Linked DNA regions of Homo sapiens: all the other regions are linked to region 1. The links are chromatin loops, found by intact Hi-C in ENCODE. Cell type or tissue: MCF 10A. All regions are shown on one strand. Each heading gives the region's core, and the rest is flanking DNA. Links, peaks and the distances in the headings are about the cores only. Region 1 has its middle 28 kb from the start of ZFP42. Region 2 holds the start of TRIML2 (tripartite motif family like 2). Region 3 has its middle 87 kb from the start of ZFP42.

What was found. Hi-C counts contacts between places; a loop is a spot of excess contacts. Peaks named below come from ENCODE experiments on the same cell type or tissue, not always from the same donor. Only the 100,000 strongest peaks of a DNase experiment are listed, where the experiment ranks them.
Region 2: a loop joins it to region 1, with 4 times the contacts of the local background. A loop is called at or near these places in 1 of 110 quality-filtered maps.
Region 3: it touches region 1 in a loop (9-fold over the local background); 1 of 110 quality-filtered maps calls a loop at or near these places.

Annotation. Positions count from the first base shown.
Region 1 is chr4:188,018,624-188,029,304 of GRCh38, reverse strand. No RefSeq gene overlaps it. Among named protein-coding and RNA genes, the nearest start is that of ZFP42, 28 kb to the right of the region's middle. RefSeq lists an enhancer at 6,975-7,512. In MCF 10A, for the core only: no CTCF peak of the experiment used is centred there; a DNase peak (open chromatin) is centred at 5,424.
Region 2 is chr4:188,101,986-188,112,666 of GRCh38, reverse strand. TRIML2 (tripartite motif family like 2) reads left to right here and starts at 3,064. Exons shown (of 8, transcript NM_173553.4): 1 at 3,064-3,424; 2 at 7,077-7,487; 3 at 7,735-7,830. The coding sequence starts at 7,299. It also overlaps the pseudogene FAUP3. RefSeq lists enhancers at 1-400, 4,033-4,551, 4,552-5,070, 5,590-6,107. In MCF 10A, for the core only: no CTCF peak of the experiment used is centred there; a DNase peak (open chromatin) is centred at 6,976.
Region 3 is chr4:187,903,000-187,913,680 of GRCh38, reverse strand. No RefSeq gene overlaps it. Among named protein-coding and RNA genes, the nearest start is that of ZFP42, 87 kb to the left of the region's middle. In MCF 10A, for the core only: no CTCF peak of the experiment used is centred there; a DNase peak (open chromatin) is centred at 5,370.

The DNA of each region.
Region 1 (10,681 bases), core at 3,149-8,148:
ACATAGGTGCACACGCACACAGGCGGGTACACACAGGCACACACATACAGGTGCACACGTACACACAGGCATGCACACACAGGTGCACACACACAGGCACACACACAGGTGCACACACATGCAGGCGCACACACAGGCACACACACAGGCACACACACAGGCGCGCACACAGGCACACACACAGGTGCGCACACACACACACAGGCACACACACACAGGTGCGCAAACACACAGGTGCGCACACACACAGGTGCACACGTTTAGTTGACTTTTTTGTTTTTTGGAGACTCTGTCGCCCAGGCTGGAGTGCAACCTGCAACCTCAGTGGAACCTCTGCTTCCCAGATTCAAGCGATTCTCCTGCCTCAGCCTCCTGAGCAGCTAGGACTACAGGTGCGTGCCACCACGCCTGGCTAGTTTTTGTATTTTTAGTAGAGACAGGGTTTCACCATGTTGACCAGGCCGGTCTCGAACTCCTGACCTCAAGTGATCCGTCTGCCTTGGTCTCTCAAAGTGCTGGGATTACAGATGTGAGCCACTGTGCCCCACTCAATTGATTTTTGACTGAAGTGTCAAGGTAAAGGGAAAACATAATCATTCAACAAATAGTGCTGAACAATTAGATATCCATAGGCCAGAAATATGTTAAATATAAATAAGACATATTTTCTATATAAACTCAAGCATTAGCTAACACTCACACAAATAACCTCAAAATGAACCACAGACCCAAATGAAAAAATAGGGGCCCATGTCCTTAGGATCTCCCGAGGGCTGTGACATGGGCAACTGGCCACTCATGTTTTGGCTCAGAATAAATCTCTTCATATATAAAAAAGGAATAAATACGATTATAAAATGTCTAGAAGAAAACAGAGAGAAAAATTCCTTGTGTTTATAAGTTAGGCCAAAGCAGGGGTCGGTAAACTATGGCTGGCAGATAAAGCATGGCCCCGTGCCTGTTTTTGTAAATAAAGTTTTCCTGAAACAGAATCATGCTCATTCACTTACATAACTGCCTATGGCTTTCACACTATAGTAGCTGAGTTCAGTAGCTGCAACAGAGATCATATGAACCATAACGTTTAAAAATACTCATGATCGCCGAGCGCAGTGGCTCATGCCTGTAATCCCAGCACTTTGGGAGGCCGAGGCAGGTGGATCACCTGAGGTCCTGAGTTCGAGACCAGCCAGACCAACATGAATAAATCCTGTCTCTACTAAAAATACAAAATTAGCCAGGCATGGTGGCGCATGCCTGTAATCCCAGCTATTCCAGAGGCTGAGGCAGGAGAATGGCTTGAATCCGGGAGTTGGAGGTTGCGGTGAGCCGAGATCCCGTCATTGCACTCCAGCCTGGGCAACAAGAGCAAAACTCCGTCTCAAAAAAAAAAAAATACTCATGATCTGGCCCTTTATAGAAAAAGTTTGCTGACCCCTGGGCCGGACGATTTCAAATGGAAGCACAGGTACATAACAAAGAAACTGTCAGAAGTGCCGGTACTGTCTTGTGTGGTTCTCTGGATCTCCACACTCCCAGGTCTCTGAACCCATCTACTCTACTATCTCCCCCAATTCCCCCACCTGGCTCAGGGCTCTGGGCATGCTTTTGATGGTGAATCAACATAGCCGGCAATTCTTGCCTTAGGGCCTTTGCCCTGGACAGTCCTTGCCTGGAACACTTTCTACTGATACTCACTAGGTCCTCACTTCCTTCCAGTCTCAGATCCGACTTCACTTTTGTATTGAGGCCTATATTTACCACCTGTCACCTTTGTCACTCATGCTGCCCGCTCCCTCAACACCTATTCCAAGCCAGTTCTGCTTTTTCTTTTTCTCTGCATAGCACTTACCATCTTCTCATATTCATTTAAACTTGCGTTTTATTTTTTATTTATTTGTTTGTTTGTTTGTTTGTTTTGAGATGGAGTTTCACTCTTGTCACCCGGGCTGCAGTGCAATGGTACAATCTCTGCTGACTGCAACCTCTGCCTCCCGGGTTCAAGCGAGTCTGCTGCCTCAGCTTCCCGTGTAGCTGGGATTACAGGCACCCGCCACCATGCCCAGCTAAGTTTGTAGTTTTAGTAGAGACAGTGTTTCACCGCCTTGCTCAGGCTGGTCTCGAACTCTTGACCTCAGGTGATCCACCTGCTTCGGCCTCCCAAAGTGCAGTGCTGGGATTACAGGTGTGAGCCACTGCGCCCGGCTAAACTTGCTTTTTAAAGTGTTTTTTATGATTGAAATGAGATGAACAAAGTATAATTTCATGAATCACAGTTTATTGCCATGTAAAGAGGTTTTTTTTTGTAGCTTTTGTTGTTGTTTATTTCAGTGCTCAAAAGGGGGAGAATAATGAGAACAGCTCTCACAGGGAATCCACTCCATGGAGGAGGGAGGTCCATTAACCACAGAGTAAGTGAGTTCTAATTTTATTAAAGTCTAGTTGGTCAGTTAGGATGGCAGAAGGCCTCTGTAGCCGTACAGTTGAATGCAAGTGTGAGGTGTCTCTTTCTAGGAGGTGTCCCTTTCTAGGAGAGGTTCTTTGGAGAGTGAATTTCAGCAATGCAGCATAGATCCACCATGACACAAGGCCCCTGATGCCAGCCAGTGGTGCCAGTGTTGGTGGGTACGGCTTCAGAGACTTGCCTGAAGGTTGGCAGACAGTATTCTTGCCACAGCCTGAACTCTCAATGTGCCTGTCAAAATCTCACATTTTCTGTGTTTGGGGTCTAGAGGTTGAAGCCAGCAACACATATGTGGCCTGATAAAGTGTGACCCAGCATTCTCGTGGGGAAGATTACACTCCATGTTTTTATCACAGGAAAACGTTAAGTCACTCATGTAGCAAATTACGTGTTTGAACTCATTTCAAAGCTACATAATAAAATCATTTCTCGGCCGGGCACAGTGGCTCACGCCTGTAATCCCAGCACTTTGAGAGGCCGAGGCAGGCAGACCACGAGGTCAGGAGTTCGAGACCAGCCTGGCTAACATGGTGAAACCCCATCTCTACTAAAAATACAAAAAAATTAGCCAGGCGTGGTGGCAGGTGCCTGTAATCTCAGCTACTCGGGAGGCTGAGGCAAGAGAATCGCTCGAACCCAGGAGGCGGAGGTTGCAGTGAGCTGAGATTGCAAAATCACACTCCAGTCTGGGGGACAAGAGCGAAGCTTCGTCTGAAAAAAAAAAAAAAGTCATTTTTCAACTTCCGCCTTTCCAAAAGGTAAGCTCTATGACTGTGGGAACTGTTATCTTACAAAGCACTAAGGGTACTTTTCATGTTGGAGATGCTTCCTGTGTATTTTATCATACTTAGCTTTCATGGAGACATTTAGCTAGTGCCTATTATTTGCTTTGATAGAAAAGTATTATCCCTATGTATAATTATCTAGCTTAATAATTGCTACAATTTACGACATGCCCATGAAGAGGCCAGGTGTAAAGACCCACATCATCTTATTCAATAGTCACAATAACCTGGACACATAAACTGTTATCACAGTGTTACAGAGTCACCTGGTAATTTGCTGAGGATCACACAGTTCACTAAATTGCAGACAAAATATTCAAACAGGATGTCTCATGATGTCCTTGCTTTGTTCAGTGCTTTACATTCTGGAGACACTACACTCCAGACTACCAGCAGGCAGCCACCTGGATTTCAGGCAGCGGCCCACAAGAGCAGCATAACTGTCTCTAAAACACGCCAATTGAATTTTATTTGAGGTTTGCCAATTTCTTTATATTGATATCTGGAAAATGCAAGTATTAAATTTAAAGGGTATACTAAATAAATTATTATGTTACTATATTAATTCATTATTTGTTGGTGTATAAATTGCAAAGGACCAAAATGCCTTTTCCAAAACCCCTGAGGTCAGATATTTAGAATTCACAGTGTTTTTCTGTTTTGTTTTGTTTGAGACGGAGTCTTGCTGTATTGCTCAGGCTGGAGTGCAGTGGTGCAATCTCAGCTCACTGCAACCTCTGCCTCCCAGGTTCAAGTGATTCTCCTGCCTCACTTGAGTAGGTGGGACTACAGGTGTGTGTCACCACGCCCAGCTAACTTTTGTATTTTTAGTGGAGACAGGGTTTCACCATGTTGGCCAGGCTGGTCTCCATCTCTTGACCTCGTGATCCGCCCTCCTTGGCCTCCCAAAGTGCTGGGATTACAGGCGTGAGCCCCCGCACCTGGCCTCAGAGTGTTTTTTAGAGACAGGAGACAATCCACACACCATCTATCAGTTCTCCTAAGAGGGATTTGGGGCAGTATATTATGATTATACATATTTCTGCAGGAGAATGTATAAGTATTCATACTTAATGGGGTATGTAAAGATTGTAGAAAGCTTTGCATATGTTTTGCTACCAAATGAGGTCAGAGAAGTTTTGGTCTGAAGCCCTTCAGCCTGCCAGCTCTGTTTCCTCTGGCAAATTATTCAACCATCATGTGCCTCAGTTTCCCAATCTATACAAGTGGTATCTACATTCTCGCATGGCAAAGATGTTTAAGGTAGTATATGCGTGGATGTAAAGAGTTAGGCTGGGCATGGTGGCTCACACCTGTAATCCCTGCACTTGGGGAGGCTGAGGCAGGTGGATCGCTTGAGCCTAGGAGTCCAAGACCAGCCTAGGTAACATAGTGAGGCCCTGTTGCTAAACAGGTAGAAAAATTAGCCAGGTGTGATGGCGTGCCTGCGGTCCCAGCTACTTGGGAGGCAGAGGCAGGAGGATTGTTTAAGCCTGGGAGGTTGAGGCTGTAGTGAGCGGAGGTCACGCCACTGCACTCTAGTCTGGGCAACAGAGTGAGACCCTGTCTCAAAAAAAAACAAAACAAAACATTAGACCTTAGTAACCGCACATAGTAACTGCTCAGTAAGTGTTGGCAAAGGGTATACGTGTTCTGTGGCGGGAAATGAGAATGATCAACAGGCTTTTCTTCAGTAAAATGTTAGAATACTTAGTTTTCTGTCAGAATTACAAAATAATTTCACTCTTCATAATATAGAGCTTTTGTTTCATTTATCTTAACTTATAATTTATGGAATATTAAGGTCACCTAAAAGAGTGACTCCAGGGTCAGTTTTTCTTTTAATGCAATTTCCTTGCTTCTTTTTGATTCACAAATAAACCACTCAATATGCTTCTTAAGTAGCCTGTTTCTCATTATCTCATCCCTGTCTGTATTAACATAATCTATTATTTATTCTCAGACCAAATTACCATAATATTTGATGTTTCAGCTAGGTTAGTGACTTCCGGCCAGGACTAGAATACACTGCTGAAAGTGGTTTCAGCATTTTAATGATTCATACTATCCTGGATGCAGCAGAGACTCTGCCATCCTTTCCATCCTGAAGTGAACAAAGTAAAATCAGTGTAAACTATGTCAAAACCTTCCTGAGGTTAGACACGCAATCTCTGAGCAATGTTAAACTGTGGTAGAAAAGGTGCAGCCCTCTCTGCCTCTGCTAGCCCGTCACTAGCCACCTGGCTGTCTCTCAAAGCTCCTTTTTGAATGAAAATGCTGGGACAGCCTGAGGCGCTTTTTCTTTTTCTTTTTTTTTTTTTGAGATGGAGTCTTGCTCTGTCACCAGGCTGGAGTGCAGTGGCGTGATCTCGGCTCACTGCAAACTCTGCCTCCTGGGTTCAAGCGATTCTCCTGCCTCAGCCTCCCAAGTAACTGGGATTGCAGGCATGTGCCACCACGTAGTTTTAGTAGAGATGGGGGGTTTTGCCATGTTGGCCAGGATGGTCTCGATATCCTGACTTCCTGATCCGCCCACGTCACCCTCTCAAAGTGCCGGGATTACAGGCTTGAACCATCGTGCCCAACAGAAGCCTTTTTTATTTCTATTTTTATTTTTTTGAGACAACGTTCCCTCTGCCTGGAATATTTGGGTCCTCCCTCCACCACCATCCCCCCTCCTCACCCAGCTTCCTGTCGTCTTTCATTTCCCAGCCTAATTAGAAGTTCCATCAGCAAAGCCTCCCCTGAGTCCACACGTTTGGTTTGGATGCCTCTCTTAGCACACAGCGTAAACCTCGATTTTACTGTTGAGTAAAATCATGGGCCCAGCATGTTATAACTGGGCTTAGAAAGTGAGAGGAACCAGATCTGTCTTCTTCCAGGTTGCATTCCCAGAGCTTAACAAAGCACCTGGGATGTGGCAGTTATGATTTGTTAAGTAAATGAACCTCTGAAAAGTTCTCTTGAGTGGAAGAATAGCATAATACCATTGCCCTATAGAGTTATGATAACAAAATAAGGTGCTGTGTGTGAATATGCTTATGTATGAAATGCTTAGCAGGCAACGGGCATTCAATAAATCTTACTGGAATATGAAATCTGCACTTTCTCGGAGTCACAATATCACAGCTTTGTAGTTTTGCTGTAGATTCAGTTCAGACGACTATTCTGTCCACAGATATTATACACACTAACGCTCCTTTCACTCTACACACCAGTTCTTTTGTTTGTTTGCTTGTTTGTTCAATGGATTGGAAAATATGCGAAAATATAAACACGCTTTTAGTATGGTTGGGTGCCTGATTGCTCTTCTAATTTTGGAATGCCTTAAACTGTTGTTGGGCTCAGAAGACGTCCTCTGGCTTGCTGAGGACTTGGAGCAAAGGGCCTGGGAGGGCCTTGGAGGGCCTCAGAAGCAAAGTTTCTGACCTTCTCCTCGCCTTCCTCCTCCTGCTAAACTTTCTCCCCCAAGGCCGACCATAGAAACTAGGAAACTAGGGCCGGGTGCGGTGGCTCATGTCTGTAATCCCAACACTGTGGGAAGCCGAGGCGGGTGGATCATCTGAGGTCAGGAGTTCGAGACCAGCCTGTCCAACATGGCAAAACCTGGTATCTACTAAAAATACAAAAATTAGCCGGCTGTGGTGGCGCATGCCTGTAATCCCAGTTATTCGGGAGGTTGAGGCAGAAGATCCACTTAAGCCTGGGAGGCAGAAGTTGGAGTGAGCTGAGATTGTGCCACTGCACTCCAGCCTGGGCAACAGAGTGAGACTCCATCTCAAAACACAAACAAACAAACAAGGAAACTAAAATCCCTCTTCCCCAAGGCAAGTCCATAGAAACCAGAACCATTCTCCCTGAAAGCTAGCCTTAAAACCTAAAAAAAAATTACTCCAATCTTCCCCTGCCTTTCTGTGTAAGAGTTGGCCATAAAGAAACTATCTGGTCTATTTTGCCTGCACGGAGGTCATAAACCCGCATTCCAGAAGGGCCCTGCCCCATACCCAGGAGGAAGGGATGCTGCATGCTGCAGGGAGAGGCTGAGAAGAATCTGAACAGACAGGCCTTGCTGGGTGTCTGCACTCAGTCTGTTAGCATTAGAGCTTCCCCTTTTGTTCACTCACATTTCTACAAAGATGTCCCCTAATCACCCAGCCTAAGCATAAAAACAGACAGTTTTCTGGGGACCTCTGGGGCTTCATTTCTGAAGGTTCCTTTGTCACGTAAAAAAAAACTTTGATCAAATAAATATGTTATGCTTTTCTCTTGTTAACCTGTCTTTTATTACGGGAGTGTCAGCCAGGAGCGTTATGATGGGGAAGTAAGGGGTCATACTCTTTTCACCCCACAGTGTTTTGCAAACACATTTTGTTCAATAAAACCCTAGAACTCATTTTGTAAAGGACATTTTCTATTATTTTCTAAGTAAACATATTTTACAGAAAATTAAAGCCATTCATTTCTGATTTATTTATACTCAGGAAACAATGAACAACCTGCTTTAAGAAGTCATAATAGTTCATTATTATTACATGTATACACAATATGTTCCTTCTATCAGTGATAATAGTTTATTATTATTTCATGTATACACAATATGTTCATCAGTGGGTACTATTGGGTGAAAGCATGATAAAGAACAGGATATATGCGTAGTCTCCAAGTATCCCCCAGAAGTTGCTTATCAATAACAAAGGAAAAACAGTAACTTGCCTGTCGAGAAATTAAGCAGACACCACCTTACCAAGTGCTCAAAGAGAACATCACCTTGGAAGCCATCGCCATCATGTCCCTTTGATTCGATGCATGGTGAAGGTGACAACATCACTATAGTTGTATTTCTGCCAAAAATGCACAACCTGAATCTAATCCCAAGGAAACATCGCACAAACCCAAACTGACACATTCTACAAAATAACTGGCCTGGACTCCTCAAAAAATGTCAAGGTCAAGAAACACAAGAAAAGGCCAAGGAACTTTCTTTTCTCTTTTTTTGAGACAGAGTTTCGCTCTTGTTGCCCAGGCTTGAGGTTGCTTGAACCCGCAACCTCCGCCTCCCGGGTTTAAGCAATTCTCTTGCCTCAGCCTCCTGAGTAGCTGGGATTATAGGCATGCACCACCAAGCCTGGCTAATTTTGTATTTTCAGTAGAGACGAGGTTTCTCCATGTTGGTCAGGCCTGTCTCGAACTCCCGACCTCAGGTGATCCACCTTCCTCGGCCTCCCAAAGTGCTGGGATTATAGGTGTGAGCCACTGTGCCTGGCCCCCAAGATTTTTAAGAGAGGGATTTAGGGGTAATTACTCAAGCTCCAAAGGTTAAGAATCACGGCATATGTAGGAACTGTGCAGTGGTGGTAAGGGCACCAGAGGAGCCAAATAGAAAGCAATGTGTAATTGTTTTTGTGCCAATAAATGAGAATAATAATCTAGAATTAATCAGTCACTCAACAAGCCTTATGTTGATATCTACTTTACCATGGGCCTCTCATTTCAAAAAGTTTAGCAGAAAATTAGCTGGACGTGGTGGTGCCCCCCCTGTAGTCCCAGCTACTTGGGAGGCTGAGGCAGGAGAATCACTCGAACCCCAGAGGTGAAGGTTGCAGTGAGCTGAGAACAGCTGGGCGACAGAGTGAGACTCCGTCTCAGTAACAACAACAACAACAAAAGTTTAACAGCTAAAGTAGGATCACGGAGCTTGTTTTGTGATATTTTTATTATTGATTCTACCATCTCCATATTTCTATCATCTGCACATATCCACCTGCTTTATCCTACTTTCAGCTACACTCCAACTGCCGTACTGAGTCCTATCAGACAACAACTCTAAAGATTTGTAAATAATCACTCAGATTTGTAACAAACGACTGTATCATGTCACTTCTGTGATCAATAATTGGCTATGCCTTTAACATTTTTATATATTTATACTATTTTGAATATGAATAAAAATTTTTTCTGATTTAACTAATCAAAGTAAGAACTCTTACTTTAGAAGTACATTAGGCACATTTAAAATATAGATTTTGACCTTGGAGTTTCTGGAAAAATTATTCTATGTGTCCTCTTTTATGACAATGGAACTGTCACTTAGGATTTACAGAAGACAGCCGGATTCTCATATCTGCTTCTGTATTCAATCCGTTTTGATATGTTGACTGAGTGAAGTATATGAAGAAAAGCCAGCCTCATACAGTATTTTAATAGCTGTTTCAGATACCTGTGGATACTCTTTGAATCTACACCAAACCTTTACAGGTGTAGGTCTTTTTTTTTTTGAGATGGAGTCTCGCTCTGTTGCCAGGCTAGAGTGCAGTGGCATGAACTCGGCTCACCACAACCTCCACCTCCTGGGTTCAAGCGATTCTCCTGCCTCAGCCTCCTGAGTAACTGGGACTACAGGCGCTCGCCACCACGCCTGACTAATTTTTTATATTTTTAGTAGAGATGGGTTTTCACCGTGTTAGCCAGGATGGTCTCGATCTATTCACCTCATGATCCAACCACCTCGGCCTCCTAAAGTGCTGGGATTACAGGTGTGAGCCACCACACCTGGCCTATCTCTTGCACTTTTAATGGATCTCTCCTCATGTATAATTTTGTAATATGATACATTGAAAATATTGGTTCACTGAGTTATTCAGATCTTCCAAATGTTGACATATTTCAGTAGATAATGTTGAAAAATTATATTCATAAAACAACATGATAATCTTATCAGAAAATTTTAAAGTACGGGCAAGCTGCGAAGTTCACAGTGATAGATTCAAGTTTTTAAAATTTTTAAAATTTCTAGTTTTCTTGTGAAAACTCAAATTCTATCCCTGACCAAAAACAGTTTTTTCTTTGAGATCACAGGCCCATTTCACTTGTTTCTAAGAGTATGTCTGTATATTTTTGAGAGACACCCCAATCTGAATAACCATACCCAGCATCTTCGTCATTCTTTCGAGTAAAATTTATGTTCCATGAAAAAAATCAGCTAAGTCAGCTCTCAAGTCCACCAATTTCATAGATTCTATTCTTTGATACATTTGTTGTACTTGGGTACTTGGGCATGCAACAGATACGCTTTATGCGTATGTCCGTTTCACCAGAGAAAATATTAAAAAATACTTCATAATAATGTGAACTCAAGGGCTGAGATGTAGTAAAACTGACTCTTTTTAGTGCTTCATTAAAACATTTCAAGTTTTAAAATTTCTATTTATTTATTTTTAAACCGACATCATCAAGACATTCAAAAAATAAAACTGGCTCTTGTTTGCTTTGATACATGGCAGTGACTACTAGTATGTAATGACTACTAAGACAGTTTGGTGCCACTGGCTTGATTCGTTCTAAGGCACCAACTGGTTTATCCATCATTGCTTTTGCACCATGAATGTCAATGTCCACACTGTGAAAACGGCAAAGAATGCATTAGAAAGCTCCT
Region 2 (10,681 bases), core at 4,620-9,619, 82 kb before region 1:
GCCTCCCAAAGTGCTGGGATTACAGGCATGAGCCACAGTGCCCGGCCCCCATAATGTTTGACTCTTAATTTTTTTTTTTTTTTTTTGAGACAGAGCTTTGCTCTTGTTGCCCAGGCTGGAGTGCAGTGGCGCGATCTCGGCTCACTGCAACCTCCACCTCCTGGGTTCAAGTGATTCTCCTGCCTCAGCCTCCTGAGTAGCTGGGCATGCGCCCACGCCCGGCTAATTTTGTATTTTTAGTAGAGACGGGGTTTCTCCATGTTGATCAGGCTGGTCTCGAACTCCGGAACTCAGGTGATCCGCCTGCCTCGGCTTCTCAAAGTGCTGGGATTACAGGCGTGAGCCACTGCGCCTGGCCTGATTCTTAAGTTTTAATGCTTTCTTAAGCAAGGAAGAAGCAGTTGAACATGACTTCTGGACCTCTTAGAGCTGTGGGAAGTAAACCAGTGAGAGCCAAGCCCCTGCTTCTAATGGAGCAGCCTTGGAGAAAAGGAGCCAGAGAGAAGCCACACCTTCCAGATGAGTGATAACACTGGGACCACAACCAGCACACCCCCGCCTCCAGCTGTTCTTTTCTGGAATGGGAGGAGGTGGTAGTCTCCTGCCGCAGATTTGGTCCAAAGTAACAAATACAGCCTTGTTTGGCACCAGCCATACTCATCCCACCCAGAAGCCGAGAGTATGCCAGCCTGGGGCGAGTGGTGAAGGTGATGTGGCTAACAAAGGGGACAGGACTGTTTTTGTTTTGTCCTGGTTTTTTGAGACCGAGTCTTGCTCTGTTGCCCAGGCTGGAGTGCAGTGGCACGATCTTGGCTCACTACAGCTTCCGCCTCCTGGGTTCAAGCAATTTCCGGCTAATTTTTGTATTTTTAGTAGAGATGAGGTTTCCCATGTTGGCCAGGCTGGTCTCGAACTCCTGACCTCAAGTGATCCACCCGCCTCGGTCACCCAAAGTGCTGGGGATACAGGCATGAGCCAGAGTGCCCGGCTGGGATACGACTGTTATAAGTTCATGAAATGACTCAGGAGAACAATGACTCACTCATTCATAATTGTATTTGTTCTTTGACAGTGAAAAAAAACTACATTTCTTCAGGATTTTCATTTTAATGAAAAGTTTTCCTATGAAAAATCTAACTACCTTAAAATGATCTGTGTTCCTTGTAATGTGATTACTCTAGCCCTATGAAAGCATCTCGTGATAAATTGTCATACAAATTTGAGGCATCTTTTTTGTAAATTGTCAAGCCATTTGATTAATATTTAATAAGGACAAATAATTATAATAAGGAAATATCATGAAATTTGGCACCCGATTCAAATTCCATATCTTCAATTTTCTGCACCCAGTGCTCTTGGTCAATTACTTAATCCCGTGACTTAATCTCTACGTCATCTACTTCATCAGCTGCAGATGTACCTCACGGGGTTGGAGCATGCAACAGGTGGGGCATGTAACAGTAAATAAGGGTTTAGCACACTTTTTTGTAATGTTTTTAGAATTATCTTAAAATATTGACTCTTCTAGAATTAATAATTTAATTATTAATAAATATTTATTTAATAGTAAAACAGGCTTTAATAAGTATTTATTTAAGCATTTAATACTCTAAAACAGGCTTTAAGAGACTTCAAAACCTGACAATATGCTTGATGTTTATTTTCCATTTGATTCAAAGATTACAAAGTTTTCTTGTCAAGATGAGTAAGCTCAAGAGTTATGAAAGCTCAAGGGATGGTGAGAGTAAATGACAGAGTATCTGACAACAAGTATGTGTGAGTATCTTCACAGACGTTGGCCGTACCCAGGCTTAGAAGAGAAAGGAAGATTGGATTAGAAAAATAAGAGAAGTAAAGGAGGATGGACTGGCTGAGGAGGGGAGGGGGCACAGGAATAAATGTGGTCTATTTGAAGAAAGCTGGGGAATTGGGTTTTGGAAAAGAGAGTGGGTGTAGGTAATCATCTGAGATAAGAGAAAGGGTGTATGGCCAGGCGCGGTGGCCAGAACTTTTGGAGGCCAAGGAGGGTGGGTCACCTGAGGTCAGGAGTTTGAGACCAGCCTGGCCAACATGGTGAAACCCCATCTCCACTAAAAATACAAAAATTAGCTGGGTGTGGTGGGCGCCTATAATCCCAGCTACTCGGGAGGCTGAAGTGGGAAAATTGCTTGAACCTGGGAGGCGGAGGCTGCAGTGAGCCGAGATCGCTCCACCGCACTCCAGCCTAGGCAACAGAGTGAGACTCTCATCTAAAAAAAAAAAAAAAGAAAGAAAAAAGAAAAAGAGAAACGGTGTATTGAGATTCCATAAGGTAGAACCAGGTTCTGAAAGATCAGATAAGCAAAGCAGAAGAATTCTCATTATCCTGTCAGCAGCATAAAGAAAAAAACTCCCTGGTTTGATTAGCAGGGGATTGACTGACTGATGCAATAAAAACCCTCGGGGACAAAACTATAAAACTTAGAAAGCTGTGAAGAGTTCCTCCTCACTGAAGCCAAATATCAAGTATGAATTATCTGGGATTGTTCCCTGACCTCCCATCTGTGACAGATTCCATAGGCAGTTATCCCTACTCTTGGTTTTTCTTTCCACAGATACTGGAATGAACACTTCTCCAGCAAACGTTCTAGAAACTAACAAGTCAGGCATTATTTTCTACTAAGGAACAAACACAGTCTTGAGTGTTAGCTCGAAGGCTTCTTTCCTGTGAAATTGTCAATATACACTAGATTCATTAAGAAAGAAAACCCCAAACCTTAAGGAGCTAGAGGTGTTAGGCACTGTACATGGCACTGGAGATAAAACAAGATATTTATCCAACCAAGGTCAGGGCTATTAAGCATTTTCTGGGAGTCCATTAAAAATGTAAATTACGGACCCCACCGTAGATTTCTGGAATCAGAGACCCTGTGAAGAGGCTTGCGTTTTAATAAACTCAGGTGGTTCTAATGAGATTAATTGTGTGAATATGATAAGAAACTTCACAGACGCCTTCCTGATGGTGTGAGGGCGGGGCTGAGGGAGGAATTGAACAGATAAAATCTCTTCAGTCTCCACTGTTCCAGCTTTTTCCCTAAAGGAAATACCTTGGTTCGGTGTGGTGACTCATTCCTGTAATCCCAGTACTTTGGGAGGCTGAAGCAGGCAGATTGCTTGAGCCCAGGAGTTCAAGACCAGCCTGGGAAAAATACTGAAACCCCGTCTCTACAAAAAATACAAAAATTAGCCGGGTGTGGTCGTGCAGCGCCTGTAATCCCAGCTACTCAGGAGGTCAAGGTGGGAGAATCACTTGAGCCTGGGAGCTCGAGGCTGTAGTGAGCCGAGATTGCGCCACTGCATTCCAGCCTGGGTGACAGAGCAAGACCCTGTCTCAAAAAAAAAAAAAAAAAAAAAAAAGGAAATACCCAGGATTGCTACAAAGAAAGTAAGTGAGATTTTCTCTATAGATCATTTTCTTAATAATTGTTTCTTTAGATTTCTAAACTTGATCTTAGAATCTATGTGTGTGTGTGTGTATCTGTGTGTTATCAGGAAAAAGCCTGAAGAAAAATATTAGGAAAAACAAAATAAGGGTAGACAACATGCTGGGGACTTAATTCGTCAATTTTCCTTTGCTGTTTCTGTAAAAATATTTAGTCTCTGTCCCTCTCTCATTACACCTTCAATTTTTACTGGTTTAACATAAAATATCGTTTACAATATTTATTGTGCATCGAGTATGTCAGATGTAGACACAGGGCATCTCAAGGACTTAGTTTCTTATGGATGGAGAGTGACCCACAAGTAAACTTGTTCATAGAAAGATAAAATCTTTTCGCTACTAAGAAAATAAAATAAGGAGATGAGTAGTGGGAAGGTATTTCAAATTGAGTAGTGATGGAAAGGTCTCTCTTGGGAAGACATTTGAGCTGAGAACTGAAGAGAAGAAAGAAGAGGCAGCTGGAATTGCAAAAATATGAGAGAAGAGCTCTGTTGGCCACGGAAGGGGGAAGGGCTGTGATGAATTAGAGGCAGCTAGATTGACAGTGATGGGGGAAAGCTATAGAGAGATCAGAAGAAGGCAGGAGGCCAGATTGTATAGGACGGGGTTATTACCCACTTCGATCTTACTCTAATGCCATAGAAAGTGACCACAAACCTGCTCACTTGGTTTTGGTTTTAAAATAGTATTCTGGTGGTTGAGCAGAGAGGAGCTGGAGATGGACGAGGAGGGCAGGACAGAATATAAATTTGGAAAACAATAGTTGAATTGGTGAAAGGAAGGCTTAAACTGTGGCTCTAAAGGAATGAGTTTGGGGGAAGAGAGCCACTGGGTTGAGATCCTGAGCGGCTTTAGATATGTTAATTTTGAGTGCTCCTTAGACATTCTATTGCAAAAATGTTGGGAATTGGGCAGGAGATTGAAATCGGAGAATGGAACTTAAATCTTCAGAAACGAGTAAGATTACCTAGGGAGAGACCAGGACTGGGAGACCAGAACTCAACCTTGAAGCACCCCAAGATTGAGAGGTTCAGAGGATGTGGGACCAGAAAAGGCCACGGAGAACAAGACCAGACAAGTTAGAGGAATGTCAGCTGCAGACAGATGAGAGAAGAAAACATTCTAGGAAGAAGGGTGTGGTCAGCTATGTTAACTGCTGCTGAGAGCTCAAGGAAAAATTTGAGTTGGTGAATTTCTTTGTTTTGGTGACTCAGTGGAGTCATCTCGGACATGTTCAGGGACCTAAGACACGGGAAACCAGCAGGGATTTCAAAGACCTAAGCAGAAGAAAGGATGAGAGCATCAAAAACAAGGAAGGAGGGAGAAAGTATTTGCAACTCACACAATTTACAGGAACTTGGATCTATAGCTCTCTCTTAAAATTGACCCCTCCCTCCAAAAAGGCCAAACCTGATGGAATAAACTGAGAGAGAGGCTTGAACATAGACTTCACAGCAAAAGAAGTGAAAATGGTTTTTTAGCATATGAAAATAAAAGGCTTAGACATATTAATAATATAACAGATGGAAGTTGAAAATATATGAATACACTATTTCTCACCCAGCCAGTGGGCAATGATCCAAAAGTTTAACATCTTTTTAATTTGTTGCTTGGAGTGCAAAATTGTACAACTTTTGTGCTTGGGAAACTGACAAAACATATCAAAATTATGGATGCATTCATTCACAGTCCTATTTGTGGGGAATATGCCTTTTCAGGCCAAGATTCTCAACTTTTTGGAATCAGTACTCCTTTGCACTCATTATTGACGAAGATCCCAATAAGCTTTTGTTTATGAGCGTTAATATCTATGTTTACTGTATTAGAAATTTAAAACTGCATTTTATAGTTATTCATTTAAAATAATAAAAACAAGCCAGGCACGGTGGGTCACACCTGTAATCCCAGCACTGAGGCTGAGGCGGGCAGATAACCTGAGGTCAGGAGTTCCAGATCAGTGTGGCCAACACGGTGAAACCCCGTCTCTACTAAAAATACAAAAAATTAGCTGGGTGTGGTTTCACGCGCCTGTAGTCCCAGCTACTCGGGAGGCTGAGGCAGGAGAGTCGGTTGAACCCGGGAGGCGGAGGTTGCAGTGAGCTGAGATCGTGCCACTGTGCTCCAGCCTGGGCGACAGAGATTCGGTCTCAAAAATAAATAAATAAGTTAATAAAATAATAAAAACAAAAACATTTTTCTGAGAAAAAAGTTTTCGAGCTAAGTGGCTTTTTTAATAGAGAAAGCCAGAATTACAAAGGACTTAAGAAGGACATTGGGGCCCTTCTTCTTGCCAAAGATGGGCACAACGTCGACAAAGCGCCGGTGGTACCGCACCCGCGGCTCAGCCCGGCCTGTCTTCTCGCTTGGCCACCTTAGCAAGAGTCTGACCTGTCACTTTCCCAGCGCGGGCCGGGGAACCACGGACTTGGCCTCCCGGGCAGTCGGGGCCTCCCACTTCGCCCTGGTCCAGGGTGGCCTCGCCCTGCAGGGACGCGCCTGCCAGGAGCACGATAGATCTTCCGGGGCGAAGCCCTCCAGTGGCGCTGCCTGAGCCGCGACCTGGGAGACCGTCTCCTGGCCGGTCACCTGGAGGGCGTGTAGCTCCGGGGCGCGGACCAAGAACTGCATGTTGGTGACTGAACCGCGGTTCCGGCTGCCGCCCCCGCGAAGATGGAGTCAAAGAGGAAGGAGCGAGGGCGCTCACGGCCAGACCGCGGGCAGCGCGTCACGTCACTCCTGAAATTTTATTTCGGAAACAATTATTGAGAAGAGTGGCTTTGGCTTCACTGTTTTGCAAATCTCTTTAATTGATGGCTTCTTAGAAGAGCCGTTTTCGGCCGGGCGCGGTGGCTCACGCCTGGAATCCCAGCACTTTGGGAGGCCGAGGCGGGTGGATCACGAGGTCAGGAGATCGAGACCATCCTGGCTAACACGGTGAAACCCCGTCTCTACTACAAAAATACAAAAAATTAGCCGGGCGAGGTGGCGGGCGCCTGAAGTCCCAGCTACTCGGGAGGCTGAGGCAGGAGAATGGCGGGAACCCGGGAGGCGGAGCTTGCAGGGAGCCGAGATCGCGCCACCGCACTCCAGCCTGGGTGACAGAGCGAGACTCCGTCTCAAAAAAAAAAAAAGAGGAGCTGTTTTCCCTTATTTGCTTCCCCATTCCTTCTGTTGCATGTGTTTTGTCCCAGCTGTAGTCCCAGCTACTCCGGAAGCTGAGGTGGGAGGATCGCTGGAGCCTGGGAGTTCCAGAGGCTGCAGTGAGCCGTGGTCACGCCACTGTACTCTAGACTGGGCAACAGAGCAAGACCCTGTCTCTCAAAGGGAAAGTATTTTAATAACTTTTTCAGATACTTGTGGTTTTTTTCTGTAATTCTATCAACGAACCTCTTTCGCACTCTGTTACCTCACTCTAGTCCTGAAGTTCCTTCAGTAATTAGCGCGATGCCTTTAGAGCACTGTTTTCCCCTGAATGACTCGTAAGTGAGTGCTGTTCCTTGTAATTAATTTTCAGCCTATTGCTCAAGATTGTCAGAAGACCTGAGGGAAACCCGCTGGTCTTAGAACACTGGCCTAACTCTGTCTTTTCCCCAAGCAGGCAGCTGCCAGAAATTTGTTGGATTTGAGGAGTCCAGAGCGCCGACCCGCTCTGTCTGCGTGGACTTATTTCCTTGGATCTTCGTGGACTCTGAAGTTGCCAAGTGTGTGTGCCTGCTCCAGAAAACAAAGGAAGCCACCATTTTTTCTCATTCACAGTGCAGGGAGATACCTCAGTAGAAGCATACAGTCCAGTCTTCAACTAGGGACCCCTACCAGGATGTCCAAAAGGCTCAGCCCTCAGTTACAGCACAACATCACAGAAGATGCCTATTGTGAAACACACCTGGAACCAACACGGCTGTTCTGTGATGTTGACCAAATCACACTCTGCAGCAAATGCTTCCAGTCCCAGGAGCACAAACATCACATGGTGTGTGGGATACAAGAGGCTGCTGAGAATTACAGGGTAAGAGTCACTCACGCAAATCCCAAAACACTCTGGCCAACTCCTATATGGATGAAATGGACAGACATTCTGGTCCTCCAAAACCATTACCTTAGTTGATGTTTATTACAGAATATTAGATAAGTTCGTTGAACCTTCAACCTAAAGGCTAAGAAAATATATACTCAGAGTTGTTGGCTGTTTAAGGTCAGGAATCCAACTGTTCTAAATCAATGATCTCACCTGGAATTCTGTGCTTTCTCTATAGAAGTTATTCCAGGAAATATTGAACACATCGAGGGAGAAACTTGAAGCAGCTAAAAGCATATTGACTGATGAGCAAGAAAGAATGGCGATGATTCAGGTCAGTGAGTGCTTATCTTGATTCTTGGGGGGAAATTACCAGTAATGTTGTTAGAAAATAGTGTATCATAAACAAAGTCAAAAGACAAATCACAAAGCAGGAAAAATGTGAAATCTATAGGAAGGAAAAGTGCTAATATCTTAATGTATAAAAAGCTCTTTAAAGTCAGTAAGAAGCTGGGTGTGGTGGCTCACGCCTGTAATCCCAGCACTTTGGGAAGCTGAGGAGGGCGGATCACTTGAGGTCAGGAGTTTGAGACCAGCCTGGCCAACATGGTGAAACCCCATCTCTACTAAAAATACAAAAATTAGCTGGGTGTGGTTGCACGAGCCTGTAATCCCAGCTACTCGGGAGGCTGAGGCAGGAGAATCGCTTGAACTGGGAGGCAGAGGTTGCAGTGAGCCGAGATCACACTACTGGACTCCAGCCTAGGCCACAGAGCAAGACTCCATCTCAAAAAAAATAAAAATAAAAAAAGTCAGTAAGGAAAAGACTAGAAATTTAATTTTAAAAAACGATCAAATAAGAGTTTGCAGAAAAGAAAGTAAATATATTTTAAATACATTGAAAGAATTTGAACTTTGTTCGTGGTAAGAGAAATACAAATTATATGGTGAGTAAAATGGCATTTGCAATGCTATTTGCAATGATCAAAAAGATTAACGACACCGTTTATAACAATGACATAGGAGAATGAGCATCTCTTGTACTTCTGGTTGCCACATAAATTCTAAAACCCTTTAAAGAGCAATTTGAGAATAGCTATTCAGATTTGAGGGTTCACCACCTGTTAGGCATATTTCACTTCTAATTTCAGCCTGTATCTTCATACTTAATCCTATTCTGTGCAAGGTATCCCCGATTCTGGGTCTTTTCTCTCCCTCAATTTTTAAAGGAAATAAATGCCTACTTAGGGAAGATAGTGGAGGAGAATTGCCTGGCTAGGTAAGGATTTTTCAACCGATCCCCCTTCTTTTTCAGTTCCAAGTACCATGTGTTCAGCAAATACTGAGATCCCACTGTTTGCCAGGGACTATGCAAGGTGCTAGGGGCTCACCAATGGAAAACAAAAAAAACCAGCTCTGCTTTCGTGGAACTTGCATTCTAGTGGATATAAACAAAATAAGTTTAATATATAGTATGTTACCTGGGAAGTGTTTAAAAAAATTTTTTTTAAGTGAGAAAGGAAGCAATGGAGTGAGCTTGTAAATAAAGTGATCAGAACCTTGTTATTCAGAAGGTGGCACTGAAGGAGGTGGGGGATTGGGCCATGCAGTTTTCTTGGGGAGGAATATTCTAGGCAGAGGAAAGGCCTGGAGGCTGCCGTGTATGTGGCTGGAGCTGTGTAAGGAAACGGGGGCTGTAGGTGATGAGATCAGAAGAAGGCGGTCAGTCATTTAGGGTGGCAGCCTTCAATGAAATACAAGCTTCAAAACCACTGGAAGGTTTCGAACAGAAGGCTGACATGATTTAACTTCCATTTTCATAGAAACACGCTAGCTGCCAAATGAAAATAGACATTAAGATAGTAAAAGCAGGCTGGTCGTGGTGGCTCATGCCTGTAATCCCAGCACTTTGGGAGGCCGAGGCGGGCGGATCACGAGGTCAGGAGATCGAGACCATCCTGGCTAACACGGTGAAACCCCGTCTCTACTAAAAAATCGGGTGTGGTGGCAGGTGCCTGTAGTCCCAGCTACTCAGGTGACTGAGGCAGGAGAATGGCATGAACTTTGGAGGCGGAGCTTGCAGTGAGCCGAGATGGCGCCACTGCACTCCAGCCTGGGCGACAGAGCGAGACTCCGTCTCAAAAAAAAAAAAAAAAAAAAAAAAACCAAGAGAGTAAAAGCAGAGGTGGAGAGACGTGCAAAGGGACTTGCAATAATTAGGGAGAGATGATGGTGAGCTGGGGGACAGGTAGAGCAGTGGTGAGAAGTAGTCAGGTTCTTGATAAATCTTGATTTCATTGAATCTTTTTTTTTTTTTTTTTGAGATGAAGTTTCGTTCTTGTTACCCAGGCTAGAGTTCAGTGACGCGATCTCGGCTCACTGCAACCTCCGCCTCCCGGGTTCAAGCAATTCTCCTGCCTTAGTCTCCCAGGTAGCTGACATTACAGGGGCCCGTCATCATGCCTGGCTAATTTTTTTATTTTTAGTAGAGACGGGGTTTCACCATGTTGGTCAGGCTGGTCTCGAACTGCTGACCCCATGATCCACCTGCCTTGGCCTCCCAAAGTGCTGGGATTACAGACGTGAGCCCGGACAATTTCACTGAATCTTAAATAGCTTAATAGAGATGCTATTTAAGCATCTCTAAGATGACTACTTTCAAATATATATCCCTAGCTCAGATTTCCAAATGGTAGTAGGCTTCATGTCCAATTTCCTACTTACTATCTTTACTTGGATGTCTAATTGACTAATCAAATTCATCACATCCCGAGCTAACGCACACTCCTCACTTCTGGAATCCAGCCTTTCCATAGATTCTCTCTATATATTTTGGTAATTCCATTCTTCCAGTTGCTTAGTCTAAAATTTTTGGTGTCTTTCGTCCATGACTCCTTTTTTCCCCACAACTCTTACCCAAGCATCAGCAAATCCCATTGGCCCTTTTCCAATGTCCTGGTCTCCTCCTCTGTTTGACAGAGGCTATAGCTTCCTTAGTTTTTCCTTATTGATGAACATTTCTTTTTTTTTTTTTTTTTTTTAAGATGGAGTCTCCCTCTGTCGCCCAGGCTGGAGTGCGGTGGCGCCATCTCGGCTCACTGCAAGCTCCACCTCCCGGGTTCACGCCATTCTCCTGCCTCAGCCTCCCGAGTAGCTGGGACTACAGGCGCCCGCCACCAAGCCCG
Region 3 (10,681 bases), core at 3,360-8,359, 120 kb after region 1:
AATCTCAGCATTTTGGGAGGCCAAGGCAGGCGGATCACCTGAGGTCAGGAGTTCAAGACCAGCCTGGTCAACATGGTGAAATTAAACACGGTATCTATTAAAAATACAAAACTTAGCCGGGTGTGGTGGCGGGCGGCTGTAATCCCAGCTACTGAAGAGGCTGAGGCAGGAGAATCACTTGAACCTGGGAGACAGAGGTTGCAGTGAGCCAAGATTGCACCACTACACTCCAGCCTGGATGACAGAGCAAGACTCTGTCTCAAAAAACAAAAACAAAACAAAAGAGAGACAGAGAGAAGAGTGTGGGTTCAATAGAGAGAGGAGTGTGGGATCAATAGAAAGAGAAGAGTGTGGGTTCAATAAAGAGAGACAAGTGTGGGTTCCTGAAGACGTCATGATGCATTTGAACTAACCTGCCTTGTTATAGAGAAAATACAAATATTATTCATGCTCCTTTAAAATGTATTTTCAATTATGTTCTGCTGAATTAATTCTTAACCGATAGGCCATTCATGCACTATAACCTTATGACAGGCCTTGTTCTTGCCTCTCCTGGTCTTTTTGGCAACCTCCTTTCTCCTTATTGTTGAACTTCAAGCAATTTTCATATTCATCCTGTCCTTAGCAGCGTTGCTGCCAGAGTTGTCAATTCCACTATCTTCCCTGTGTAATCTCTACACATATCCATTTTGGTCTTTCATTATATTCTATATCTTCTGTTTTAGACAGCCGGCTGTATTTCAGTATGTTTCCAGTGTTTGCTCATTCTTAATCCTATCAAAGGATGGTGATCCTTAGCTGTCTGCTTATATTTAAGAGTGAGGCCCTAGAAGATTGATTGGAAATTCTAGGTGCAAGCTTCACATCAGCTTGGGCTTCACTCTCATTTAAATAGGCCCAGCTATCTGGAGATCCTCTCAATTCCCTAGAAAAACCCTCTTATTTCCTGCATGGAAGGTACAACTCTGCCACCTGCATTTTAGGAGCCACAGAAGGAAAGATCCAGTTGTAGTCTCAATATTCCTTACATCAACTTTGCTTCTCTTGTTTCCAGTATATGACCCGCCTCTCCTTCTTGGTATCTCCATTACAGGGACTCTCCGTTTCTCCCATTCCACAGAATAAGCTCTAAGCTTCTCCAGGGTGGAGGACGGATCGTTCCATGGCATGCAGGATGGTGTGGAAATGAGGACCACGGTAGGGGAGCTGTTGACCTGCTTCCTTAACAGCCTGTTTTTCTGTTGCTGCTCGTTTCTGAGGCTCTGTGGGTTTTCTGCTGTAAACCATGTTGCTTCTCTGCTTTCCCATCGCCAGCCTTGATTTATGCTTGAACTGGTCTCTTAGTCCATGATTGCTCATTTGTTTGCTTTCCACCCCCATTATTTTGTTGTTATTGTTTCCTCTGTTGATATTTCTGCTCTTATGGGTTTACAACTTAAAATAAAACAAAACAGAACACTTTTTGTTATTTTTATTGTTATTTTTATTGAGACTTGAGAGGAAGGTTAATACCTATTTCCAATTTTTTATCTTTAATAGGGAAATTATTTTTTATTTTACATTTTTTATTATTAATATGGAAGAAATATTCATTGTGGTTAATACTGGACCATGCTTAAAACTGATTGCTTGCAGTCATTAAAAAGAATGAGATCATGTCCATTTTTGCAGGAACATGGATGGAGCTGGAAGCCATTACTTAGCAAACTAATGCAGGAACAGAAAACCAAATGCTGCGTGTTTTCACTTATAAGTGGGAACTAAATGATGAGAACTCATGGACACAAAGAAGGGAACAACACACACACTGGGGCCTCCTTGAGGGTGGAGGTTGGGAGGAGGGAGAGGAGCAGAAAAAATAACTATTTGGGTATCAGGCTTAGTACCTGGATGACTAAATAATGTGTACAACAAACCCCCGTGATACCAGTTTACCTTTATCACGAAACTGCACACGCACCCCCAAACCCACAATAAAAGTTAAAAAAAAGTATGAGAAAAAAAACTGATTGCTAACGTTGCTGTATTTCTTTGTCATTGTTTTCCTGACATATATAATAAATTCAATGCCAATTTTAATATATTTAATATGTAAATATATAACATGAATTTTCAAATTATAAAAATATAAAATTTATAAAAAATAAAAAATATATTTTTATAAATATATAATATATAATATATAATTTTAAATATATAATATACATGACATATATAAGAAATTCAATGCCAATTTTAATAGGTTTAATATTTAAATGTAAATATATAATTTAATTTTTAATATTTAATTTTAAAATATATATGAATTTTAAATATATGACAATATTTAAATATATAATATGAATTTTCATATTATATAAATATAAAATTTATAAAAATATATAAAACAACAATTTTCCATAAATGCTTATTTAAGTAATTATCACCAATCTTGTAGTCTACTTTAAACAGTTTTCCAGTCTTGTAAATGAACACAAATTTATTGAAAACATTTCTTTCTTGTTGAACACTAAGATTATTTTCTGGAATTTAGTTTGTTTTCGACAGGCATCCAGCTCCTACCTCCGTTCCTGTCCACAAGTGGGACACTTAACTTTGACCAGACTCCATGGCAAAGAGGCATTCCTTGACCTCTGTTTATTGACGAAGAAAACCTTCTCAATCAGCTCTGGAAGAGCCTTTGAAAAGGCTCCAGAATATCCTCCCTGAGGAGCAGAGAAAGGGTTGCTGGAACCTTTCCCTGCACCTGTTGTTGCTGCTGCATTGTGTGTGTGTGTGTGTGTGTGTGTGTGTCTGTGTGTGTGTGCACGCACAGTATTGTTGGGGAGAGGGCAATAAAAATTCCTTCTTTTTTAAACCCATATTGGCCACCCAGTATGCAGGATCTTTGCACTCTCTGTGGAGCACTGTGGCCATGCTAACTGTTACAGAAATATCAGTTTGACATTCTCACGGCAAACAAATTGAGATTTTTTCCTCCCGGAACAGCTATTGGATTTGAGACTAGATAGTCTATTCATGTAAAGCATTTGCATACACATTGGCTGTTTACTTTGTTTTACTGATTTTGACAGAATTTTAAATGTATAGTCATGACACCCGATTTTCTAAGAATCATGATTTCTTCTTTTAAAATACGTGTCTGGTATGGAGTAGCTTATTTCCAATAAGACCCCACATTCCATTTCCATGACTGCAAACACCAAATGCACTCTATTGTATAATACTGAACATTTCTTGAGTCTGAAGACCAGTTTTGCCACTTAGCCATTTTCTAGACTGTGAGCTGAACGTCAAGTCATTGAATCACAATGAGGTTGTTTATCTTTTCGAAGCCTCACTTTTCTCAGAAATAACATATATCTCTCTTGGTTCCTATCAGAGGATTGATAACAGGTGCAATGAGATAATTTCAAATATTCATTAAAGATTTTAAGAAGGTTGCAGAAATCCAGAGTCCTGAGAACAGGAGCGATGCACTCATTTCTCTAATTTGGACGCCAACTTCTTTGTAGCAACATCCTATGTTTTCACAGCATTTTCCACAGGTATAGACAGGATTACCTGATTCCTCTAGAGTCCAGAACATGAGCTTCATGCAGGCGGGGATTTTGTGTCTGAATCTTCAGCCTTAGCTGGTGATTGTGAATTGAATTTTAAGTGGAGAGTGCTTTGAAAAGCACTTTATAAATGTAAAATACTTGGTAATAATGCGTTCTGTGTAGGGCTATGTAGTGTGCAAAGTTCTCTTACATATATTATTCATTTTCTCTTCCTTGATCTTCCCAGCAATCCTGTTGAAACAGATATTAATTTTTTCATTTTATAGAGAGGGCTTAGTGGGAGATAGGTTTTGGGGTAAGAAATGAAAACAAAACTATTAAGTACCCCTTGCAGTTTACATGAACTTATGAAAAGGAGTCCCCTGGTTACTGAGTGTAGAATAGGGCCTCCCTCTGACTAGGGCCTCCCTCTGACTGTCAGTTTGACAGACTGAGGCACATTCAGGGTTCGCTTCTTCAGCAACATGAAAAGTATAATCATCAATTGATATCTATTTATCAGCAACATGGAAAGTATCATCATCAATTGATATCTATTTATCAGCAACATGGAAAGTATCATCATCAATTGATATCTATTTATCAGCAACATGGAAAGTATCATCATCAATTGATATCTATTTATCAGCAACATGGAAAGTATCATCAATTGATATCTATTTATCAGCAACATGGAAAGTATCATCATCAATTGATATCTATTTATCAGCAACATGGAAAGTATCATCATCAATTGATATCTATTTATCAGCAACATGGAAAGTATCATCAACTGATATCTATTTATCAGCAACATGAAAAGTATCATCATCAATTGATATCTATTTATCAGCAACATGGAAAGTATAATCATCAATTGATATCTATTTATCAGCAACATGGAAAGTATAATCATCAATTGATATCTATTTATCAGCAACATGGAAAGTATAATCATCAATTGATATCTATTTATCTTTAAACATCTGGATGAACTAATCAGACATGAATTTAAAAACTTATTGTCCTTTTAGAAAAACGAAAGCCATATTTTCTTGTTATAATAAAATGTTTTAATGTTTGGTTCTTGTTTAGAACTTGTTCTCTCTACCCTGGTGGTTTCAACTTAATTTTGTATTCCTTTTATCTGTAATCTCTTTACCTTTAAATGATCTTTTATCTTTCTTGGAAATAGCTGACAATACTGTTTTTCAGTTCAGGACTTTTTCATAATTACATTTTTATCCTTGAGGGAAAATTGTACACCTCATCAAATCCTCTGGCTCTGTGACTGAGTAAAGTCAGCTTGCTGCTATTATAACTTAATTGTGAATTAGGAAAAACAAAACTGCCTTATGACTTCTGACAGTGTTAAATTCTGTTACAAATCGAAGCATTTTATACAGTGTTTTGATATTACAGCCAGTCAGTAGTCTGGACTCTGAAATGTTCAAATCCAGGGAGAGGCCTTGACCCACCGAACCCAAATCAATCAACGCCTGTTTAATCACATTTTATATCTTCTGGTGCAAAAGTATTCCTCACAGTCACAACACAGTGCTGTGTTTTGTTTTCTATTTTCTTTATTTAATAGCAATCTTTTGTTTGTAAATTCAAGACTTTTCAGTACTGTGTTTTAGCTGGGCTGTTTTCTCACACTTTGCATGCCAGCTGGAGTTTGTGAAGAAGTGTGACTGGGGCTAGCTTAGGTAGACCTGCCAAGTAGCTGTGTTGATTCTTCCTTCTGGGAAGCTACCCAAAGGATACATATGGAAAAGCCTCTGTTAATTTTGGTATTCATCAAACTTCTTTCTCTTTTTCAATAGTTATGATTCATATTGAGCTGACTGTTGCATTAGTCAGTTATTTTTCCTTTAGAGAAGCAAAAAGAGAATATTGTTGAGTATGTCCACAGAAGGAATTCTGACTCACACATTTACTTCTATGTACATGTAGAGCATACGAGGCCCTTCACAATCTGTTGCGCGCTCAGCTTGATGTTCTCGGCCCCGCTCACTTTCCTCCAGAAATCTTACCCTCCGGCCACACTGGAATGACACCTCTTCTATCCACAGCATCTCAGGGACAGCATGCCCTGCCTTTCCTCATGCTCCTGCCTCACAGAAATTCCTCATCTGGCTTCATTTTTCAATGTCCAGCCTAAATGTCGCCCCCGTCCCTAGGTTTTACTGTGTTGAGCCTCATACCTGTCCTTCATTCCCTGCCCCTTCCAAGTAGAGAAGGTTTAAATGGTCCCTCATTAACAAAAAATACTGTTTTAGGCTGGGTGCTGTGGTTCATGCCTGGAATCCCAGCACTTTGGAGGCCGAGGTGGGTGAATCATCTGAGGTCAGGAGTTTGAGACCAGACTGGCCAACATGGCAAAACCCCATCTCTACTAAAAATACAAAAATTAGCCAGGTATGGTGGTGGGTGCTTGTAATCCCAGCTACTCGGGAGGCTGAGGCAGGAGAATTGCTTGAACTTGGGAGGCGGAGGTTGCAGTGAGCCGAGATTGCTGCCATGTGCATTCCGGCCTGGGCGACAGAATGAGACTCTGTCGCCAAAAAAACAAACAAACAAACAAAAACAATAAATACTGTTTTAGTATATTATAGTTATTTGTTTTCACGGTGCTTAATATAACCATATGGAGATCAAGCTTCCCTCTCAGCATTGCATTGCTTAACTGACATCCATATATTTCAGTATGTTAAGTTTTCACTGCTACATTGGTTAAAGTATTTTCTGACTTCTCTGGTAATTTCTTCTTTGGTGCTTGGTTATTTGTAACCATATTGCTTAATTTCCAAATAGTTTGGGGCTTCCCAGATATTTTTTTCATTATTGATTTCTAGTTTAATTCATTTGTGGTGAGAGAACCTATTCTGAAGTGATTTCAATTCTTTTAAATTTCTCAAGACTTATTTCATGGATCAGCAAATGATCTGTCTTTGTGAATATTCCACAGCACATGTGAATAGTGTGCAGTATGCTGTTGTTAGGTGTTATTTTGTACAAATATCAGTCAAGATGTGTTGATTGATAATGTTCACATTTTCTATATTCTTAGTGAATATAGTTCACTAGTTCTACCAGTTGTGGAGAGAACAGTGTTAAACTATCCAATGTAAATATGGATTTTTGTCTATTTTTCCTTTCAATTGTTTTTGTTTTATGATTTTGAAGTTTTGTTATTAGATGCATGCACATTTAGGATTGTTATAGTTTCTTGATGAATTGACTTCTTTATTATGGAATATTCCTCTTTACCTCTAGTAGTATTTCTTGTCTTTAAGTTTACTCTGATGCTACTATAGCCACTCCACCTTTTTTGATTAGTGTTTGCATGATATTTCTTTCTTTTTATTTTTAACCTATATGTATCATTCTATTTAAAATTAGTTTATTGCACACAGCATGGATTTAAGATTTGTTTTTTATCCAGTCTGACAATCTCTAACTTTCCAACATCCCTGCCATATCTGAGCCTTGTTCTGGTGCTTGTTTTGTCTCTTCAGATTGTGTTTTCTACTTTTTTTTTTTTTTTTTTTTTTTGAGATGGAGTCTCGCTATGTCCCCAGGCTGGAGTGCAGTGGCACAATCTTGGCTCACTGCAACTTCCGCCTCCCAGGTTCAAGCGATTCTCCTGCCTCAGCCTCCTGAGTAGCTGGGATTACAGGTGCACACCACCACACCTAGCTAATTTTTTTTTGTATTTTTAGTAGAGATGGGGTTTCACCGTGTTGGCCAGGCTGGTCTCGAACTCCTGACCTTGTGATACGCCCACCTCAGCCTCCCAAAGTGCTGGGATTACAGGCATGAGCCACCACGCCTGGCCTGTTTTCTACTTTTTAATGTGCATTGTAACTTTTGTTGAAAGCTGAACATGCAGGTAGAAGGAACTGTGGTAGATAGGTCATTAGTGATGTGGCGGGAAGGTGGAGTGGGAGGGAAAGTGTCCTGTAGTCCGATGATTAGGTTCCAGTCTTTTAATGAGCTTGTGTTCCTGTGCTGTGACCTTCGCAAATGCTTTGGAGTCTCTCTCTTCTTTCCACTTAGGTGGGACAGGATGGCCAGAGCAGTCTGAAGTTGTGTATTTTTTTTCACTCCATGTCAAAGGCCAGATGGGGCTAGCTGTGGTAAAATACGTCCTTTTGAGGGCACGCCTTGTTAAAAAGAGCAGAATGCTCCGGGCATATTTCAAAGTAGTTATTTTTCTACTCTCTCTGTCAAAAGCATGAGGAGTTTTGCTATTGTTGAATCTCTCTGAACCCCCAAAATTTGTGTGTTGAAATCTAATACTAATGGTACGGAGTTGGGGCCTCTAGGAGGTAATAAGGTCATGAGGGCTTGTCTTCATAAATAGGATTAATATCCTTATACAGCTTGAGGGAGTCCTTTTGCCCTTCCACCATGTGGAGATGGAGAAAGAAGGCTCCATTTTCAAAGCAGAGAGCAAGTCCTCATCAGACACTGGATCTGCCCACACTTCGTTCTTGCACTTCCCAGCCTCCGAGTGAACAATTTTTATTGTTTATAAATCACCCAGTTCAAAGTATTTTGTTATAGTAGTCCAGACAGACTAAGACAGACTTCTTCTCTAACCTTCACTATGAGACTCTGGTGGTGCTGCTAGAGGTAAAACTCAAAAGTGTGGAGGTCCCCCTAAAACTGCCCCACCCCGATTTTAACTCTCAGAATTGTCCAAATCAAGCCTGTAGCAATGTACAGATTACAGTTCAGGTTTTCCTAGCCTAGTATTCGCTCCCATGAGGTTTCGCGCAATGTATAGATTACAGTTCAGGTTTTTGTAGCCTAGTATTCGTTCCCATGAGGTTTCCCACAATGTATAGATTACAGTTCAGGTTTTCGTAGCCTAGTATTCATTCCCATGAGGTTTCACGCAATGTATAGATTACAGTTCAGGTTTTCCTAGCCTAGTATTCATTCCCATGAGGTTTCGTGCAATGTATAGATTACAGTTCAGGTTTTCCTAGCCTAGTATTCGTTCCCATGAGGTTTCGTGCAATGTATAGATTACAGTTCAGGTTTTCCTAGCCTAGTATTCGTTCCCATGAGGTTTCTGCTCTGGTGAGTGGGACCTGTCTGTATCCACTAGTGTCTCTTCAGTTTTGAGGGCTGCAGTTTGTCCTATGAGCTCACTTCTCTGATAGATGTAGAAGACTTGTTGATTATCAAGTTTTTCAGCTTTTTACTTATGGTTAGGAGACAGTGATGATTTTCAGGTTCCTTTTATGCCGGACTAGAAATTGGAAGTCAATTTCTGACTATTAATTGAAATATTAGATGATTTACATCTGCTGTGATTATTGGTATGGCTGCGTATAAATCTACTATCCTGCTATTTGTTTTCTGTGTGTGCCATCTTCTCTTCATTCAACCCTCTTTATTTTCTGCTTTAGTTTCAATTGGTTATCTTCTAGTGTTCTGTTTTATGTCTTCTTTTAGCTCATTAGCTATGCTGCTTTATATTTAAAGTGGTTACTCTAGGATTGATAATATATATATTTAAGTTAACACAGTCTACCTTCAAATAAAATTATATTGTTATGCCATTTTACATATAATATCAGAAACTTACAACAGCAGTTCTGTTTTTTTGTTGCAGATGTTGTCTCAGATTAAATTAAGTATTTAAACATTTTTAGTGGTAGGGAGTGAACCTGTCTATAAAAGGAAATAGAAACCAAAATATGGTAAAGTAGTATATCAAAATCTAGTACTTGAAATTAAATGAATATCATAAAGTTATATAACAGAATATAATACATTGATAATAAAATATATTAGAAATAGCAGAACCCATTTGTACACAATAAATTTTTAATTATATGATGAGTATTTTCTTGATATTTTTTCACTAAAATTTAATAGAATTTATACTTCAAGCACTTTTCAATTTTAGTTTCTATTTCACAGAAATAATATTTTATTACTTTAAAATAGTATTTGCAGTCCAAATATTTTTGAGGTCTCATACTTAATCTTAAAAAGAAATATATATATATATATTTAAGATATATATATCTCCTCACCATGTAGTGTCAGTGTAAAATTTCCTAAGTAATTTTACATTCCAAGTATATGGAGAAGGAAAGCCAATATCTTCTCTACACTTATATCTCAGTCTCAAGTAGCCTGATTAAATCTTACTGAATAAGAATGGCATTCATTACATAAACTAAAGAAGACATCTCCACGAATTCCAACCTGCAGTCTATTCTGTGGACATTCTTTATGGTATTAAATCAAAACATTGTAAATTGTATTCCCACTACCACTTCTCATGCTTAATATGGCCTTGTTTTTGATCTGCAATTTAGATTTTCTTTCTCCAAGTCTGTGACATTTTATCTAAATGTTTGCTGAGAAATGGTTTATTATGTTAGAAAAGGGTGAAATAAAGCTGTAGAAATGTAAAGAATCTGGAGAAAAAATAGAAGTACTTGTTAGTTCAGATTTCTGCCTAAAAAGAACCCAAACTACAAATGTGTGCTGCAAAATGTAAAGTAATGCTCCAAGGTGAGAGCATTTTAATTTTTTTTTCAAACGAGCTTAAAAATATGAATTAGGGGTTGTTGTATAACTTAAGCAGTACTGTCAAATGAGTTATATAATACGCCAAACAATAAAACAAATTTGTTCCTTGATTCTTACACTAAAGAAAGACAGTGAACTCACCAAATGTCACAGTGTAATCGAAGGCTACAGCTCAGTTTTCATTTCTTTATTATTACAAATTCTTCTGCCTTTCTCATTGCTCATAGATTAGACGAGCTTCACAGAGCAGTTTGGGTTAATCCCTATAATGCGAGACAGTGCTGTGGTTTTCAGAGAGGGCCAATTCTTCAGCTTTTAAGAGGGAGGGATTTATCAGTGTGTTTTGAAGAGTCTACTATTCAACAGATCCAGGACCACTATGTAGTGACTGATTTGTAAACTCCAACACTGGGTGGGCCCTGGGCCCTGTTCTATAATTCTTCCATGTCTTCGTCCATGAACCTTTGATGTGCCCTCAGTGGCTTGATCCAAAATCTCATGAATCCCCCTTGAGACCTCAGATGTTCTGTCCCCCGACTTTATTCACTTCCCCCTTTTATCCTCAGGTGACCCAT